Regions from separate parts of the Homo sapiens genome. Here region 1 is linked to region 2. A link is an interaction called in ENCODE POLR2A ChIA-PET data of the cell type or tissue named here. Cell type or tissue: PC-9. All regions are shown on one strand.

Region 1 (2,500 bases), 1.3 Mb before region 2:
GGGCCTGTAGAACAGACAAATAATGAAAACTGAATAAACAGAAAGTACACATTTAAACTGTTATTTTTTTAAGTAAATAATGAGTGGTATACCTGTGAAATGCAGTTACATATTAAGATTAAAAGCTTTAGGGTGTCAAAGTCTCTTATCAATGGTAAAATTTATAAAAGAATGTTTAGTGAATGCAGCAGAATTTGGGTGTAATAGCATGATTTGCATGTACACATCTAACCAAAATTAGTTATTCAGCATGTTAGTGGTATGGCTACAAACTTAAAAGGTGAATTGAGTGAAAATGTTAAATAATTTGTGGCATTCTTCTTTGTAGTTGATGAGAACACAGATTAAAAATAACTTTCCAAGAGTTGTATCCATTTAAAGTATCAATGAGAACTTTTATGTAAGGGAAAAATTTTTGGATGTGATGCTCATGACAAACATATCCAAGGAAATACAGCTCTCTGAACTGAAAAAAGTTTTGAAAACTTTATTAAAGACTGATGACAAAGGATGATGATCCTGAAATGGTCTTTGTTGACAATAAACTTGTTTCAAGATCTAAATCCAAGGTGGCAACACTTTGCAAAGACAGATAACCATAAAGCTATTTACTGTCTTATTTACTTTGTCTACAAGGCTAAAAGTCAAACCACACACACACACACACACACACACACACACACACACAATTAACATATGAATTAAATTCCTGCCAGGCGCGGTGGCTCACGTCTGTAATCCCAGCACTTTGGGAGGCCGAGGTGGGCAGATCACTTGAGGTCAGGAGCTCGAGACCAGCCTGGCCAACATGGTGAAACTCTGCCTCTGCTAAAAATACAAAAATTAGATGGGCGTGGTGACAGACGCCTGTAATCCCAGCTACTTGGGAGGCTGAGGCAGGAGAATTGCTTGAACCTGGGGCGGAGGTTGCAGTGAGCCGAGATCGTGCCACTGCGCTCCAGCCTGGATGACAGAGTAAGACTCTGTCTCAAAAAATAAAATAAAATAAAATAAAATAAAATGAAATAAAAAAAATTCCCTTGGTCAATATTTTGCTTGCTAACTGGAAAGCAGGCCAGGCACAGTGGTTCACACAAATAATTCCAGCATTTTGAGAGGCAGAGACAGGAGGATTGCTTAAGCCCAGAGTTCAAGACCAGCTTGGGCAACATCTCAAGGCCTTGTCTCTACAAAAAAATACAAAAATTAGCCAGGTGTCGTGGTGTGCACCTGTTAGTCCCAGCTACTAGGAAGGCTGTCGTGGGAGGATCACTTGAGCCCAGGAGGTCAAGGCTGCAGTGAGTCATGATCTAACCACTGCATTCCAGCTTGGGCAACAGAGCAAGACCCCGTCTTAAATAACAACAGCAACGACCACAACAACGACAACACCCCTGAAAAACTGGATAAGCAGTATGTAGCCTATCATTAGTACATGGATATTAGGTGACTTAGTATGAGTTATGGTGCTAAAAAATGTTTTTGAGCTTGAGTTTAAAGAAGTCTCCTGGTTTATGTTGTCCAAGGACAAATCCCAGCCTCAGATCACTAGCACAGACTGGTCAAATACAGGGCCATTTTAACTGACATTACTGCCTATGTAAAAAATCTGATGGCTTATCTGCAAGGGCATTAACAAGGAACCATATTTCATTCAATTTACTCATTACTTGATGACTGTATCTCTGGAAAGTTTTATTGGCAAGGAACTATCTGTCCTACTTTTTTGTATTTTTCCATGCTGAAACAGGATTTCCAGAAATGAAACTGATGGCATGAAATACATTCCTAAAATTGTAGAGCTAAAGACTGATAACCCAAAAAGATTTTTTTTGGTTTCAAGCTTTATGAAAACTAACACTATTCAACTTACCTTTCTCAATTTATACTGGAAGTGTAACATATGGAGGTTAATAAAGTACAGTACAATATTTAGGATTAACTGTGATGTTGAAATCTTAAATTTTACAAATGTCTTAAATTTTACAAATTTTACAAATGTCTTAAATTTTACAAATTTTACAAATGTCTAACTATCAAAACTATTTTGCCAAGATTCTACCTTTGTTTGGAAATACTCATGTTTGTGAATGGTTAAGATCTGTTATGAAACTGAATAAAAACTAAATCTTATAATTAAAGGGTTTAAAAATGAATGATGTAATGCCCATCATATATTTAATACTTGGTACTAACTTAGCATAGAAGTAAATGTATCACATTTCTAGCCAGATCAAATGAATGATTTCAAAAGAAAAAAGCTATAGTTAAGTATTCCTGTTTCCCAATTTCAAACTTAAAATAATCGTATGTTTATGTGTATATATACATAAATATCTTATATATGTATATATACACACATATACCTTATATGTGTGTATATAAGATATATGTGTGTATATTTATATATGTGTATATATTATGTTACATGCTTATATAATAGCATAAGTTTGATACTTTTGATACTTTTCAAAAGTCTGAATATATTTTTGGCAGTTGA
Region 2 (2,500 bases):
TTATAAGGTGGGCCTGGGCAGACAAAGGAGAGGGCACGTGCACGAAAGCGCACTGGAGGCACGAACAGTCAGCATGGGGTAAATGGGGCGCCCTGCCTGGCATGTGGGAAGGGTCCAGCCAACTAAGATGCCCACTTGTTTGGGAGGAGCGTGCCCTGGATCTGCCCCTGCCTTTTCCCTGGGTAGGCCAGTGATATGATGCCTTCTTTGCTTTGTCCTGAGCGTTCCCCATAGGGTGGGCGCAGGCAGGCTAACTGTCCCCACTCCCCTCCTCCACTGCCATTATCAGCTGTGTCCAGATGGTCACAGGCTCCCTAATCTGGGATAATCGGCGGGTCGGAGCTCAGCTGGGACCCGGGCCTTTACTCCTGCCATGATGGGCCGGCCCCAGCTGGAGAGACCCTGTAGACAGGGCCCTGGGGCTTTGGAAGATGGGGTGGGATGTGGGGCTGGCTCTGTGCTGAAGGGAGATGCAAGGAGCAGATGATCGCTCTTCTTCCAAAGGCAATCTGAGTACAAATGAGGGGGAGCCTGCAGCTGGGGCCTGGCCAGCTCCTCCAGGCCTCACAGCGATATGCACAGAGCCTCGCAGAATCTGTCTATGGTGTCTTTTGTTCCCTTTCTCTCCCTCTCTGAGCTCACCCCTCCCTACCCAGCAGTTTGTTGCTGCCCCTAGAGCCCCAGGCTTATAATGACATCAGGGGCTTGTGCCCCCATTGACGTTGGACACCTGACAGATTCAGGTGCAGAGCCAGGGTGACTGGCTTCTCAGAGGCCCATGGCTACGGTGCCCCCACCCTGGGCCTGCAGTTTGCTGTGAGCCTCCACTCCGTAGTTGTTCAGGGATCCATAACTGTTTTTGTTTTGTTTCAGCCTCTTCCATGAGTGGGGAGCCCGCTGCTTGTCTCCAGCTCCTAGCAGTGAGTCCTGATAATCTCAAATTTAAGGACAGTAACTTTGTCTGGGATGAGTGTGGGAAAGGATGTGTTTGGGAACAGACGCGAGCCTGCAGAGGTGTTTGTAACCATCTCTTTCTAAGTGGTGGGAAGCAGACATTTTATTCTTTAACTGTTAATATATATAGTGTGTGTTTTTTATGCATGAAATATTTTATAGTTTTTAAAAATGCCCACACTACTATTTTGAAAGTAAATGAGGTAATGTATGTGTCAGAACCCAATACCCAAAGCGATCGTAGTAAGAGGTGGGGCCTTTGGGAAGGCATTAAATTGCTTAGGGAATGAGGGTGGAACCCTCATGAATGAGATTAGAGCCTTATAGGAGAGGTTGGAGGGAGTTGCCTGGCCTCCCTCTCCCATGTGAAGACTCAGCAAGAAAACATTATTTAGGAAGCAGAGAGCCCTCATCAAACACCAGATCTGCTGGCCACCTGATCTGGCACTTTCCAGCCTTCAGAACTGTGAGAAATAAATTTCTGTTGTCTATAAATCACCCAGTCTAAGGTGTTTTGTGATAGTAGCCCAGACAGACTGCAATGGTATAAAAGTGCTTCATCAAGAGTAAACACAGGGAGCAAATATTAGACATTCCATCTCCAGGCAGGGCAGACTGCAGCTGGAACACAGACCCAACAAGATTTTATTTATACAAGAAAAGGGACCATTAAGTTAAGGGCTGTTTGCGTGGAGGTGCCATGAGGGAGCAGAGTGTGCATCTGAGCTCCGCCTGCCTCTCCGCCTCCTGGCTCAGGCTGTCCAAATCTGAATCACCTGCCCAAGCTCTGGATGATGGTGACACAGCCGTGGGAGCTGGTGCAGCGCTGCAGGGATGGCTGGACCTCCACCTGCCCACTGCTGGGGTCAAAGGTGAAGACCTTATCGGTGCTTTCTCCGCGATCATCCCGCCCGCCAAGGATGTGGACCTTCCCGTCACACACAGTGACTCCACAGCTTTCCTGGGTGGACAAACAGAAAGACAACTATCAGGTCCAGCCTGGGGCTTCCTCTGTCCCTGCCTGGCCAGGCCAGATAATAGAACCTTGACCCACAGACTGTGAACAGGCAATCTGGACTGTAGAGAGGCAGGAAACTGGATGGACCTGAGTTCCAGCTCTAGCTTGACCCTTATTCAGTGAATGGCGTTAGGCAAGTCACTTAACCTCTCTGGACCTCAGTTTCCTCATCGGCAAAGGGAGAAGAACTAAAGTGCCTTCTTCACAGGGTTCCCTTAACAGTTAATGGAAGTTAAGCATATAAAGCATTTTACATAGAGCCTGGAATGTGGTAAGCACACCAATAACAATAATCTCGACTGCCGCCATCTTAGAATCTCAGACTCAAGCCAGAAATCTCACCTCTAAGGTCACCAAAGGTCAGAACTGGCAGAGACCTCCAGTCCAACCATATCTGTGTAGTCTCTGGAGTTTCAGGGGATGGAGAAGAAGGTAGGGGAGGCAGGGAATTGCAGGGGCCAGAGCTTCCAGGACTTGGGCCTCCCTGCTCTGATATCACTAGAGCAGACCTTAGCAACTCCCTTCCCC

Evidence for each region. Peaks named below come from ENCODE experiments on the same cell type or tissue, not always from the same donor. Only the 100,000 strongest peaks of a DNase experiment are listed, where the experiment ranks them.
Region 1: POLR2A ChIA-PET joins it to region 2 with 19 read pairs; 1 of 35 experiments calls an interaction of 5 or more read pairs at or near these places.

What each region holds. Positions count from the first base shown.
Region 1 is chr11:74,146,061-74,148,560 of GRCh38, forward strand. All of the region lies in intron 3 of C2CD3 (C2 domain containing 3 centriole elongation regulator), which reads right to left. Among named protein-coding and RNA genes, the nearest start is that of C2CD3, 24 kb to the right of the region's middle. In PC-9, no CTCF peak of the experiment used is centred here; a DNase peak (open chromatin) is centred at 1,401; H3K27ac peaks cover 1,036 bases.
Region 2 is chr11:75,420,854-75,423,353 of GRCh38, forward strand. It overlaps KLHL35 (kelch like family member 35), which reads right to left. Exons shown (of 7, transcript NM_001039548.3): 7 at 1,541-1,915. The coding sequence ends at 1,727. It also overlaps a transcript of RPS3 not described here. Among named protein-coding and RNA genes, the nearest start is that of KLHL35, 11 kb to the right of the region's middle. In PC-9, no CTCF peak of the experiment used is centred here; a DNase peak (open chromatin) is centred at 1,538; H3K27ac peaks cover 1,306 bases.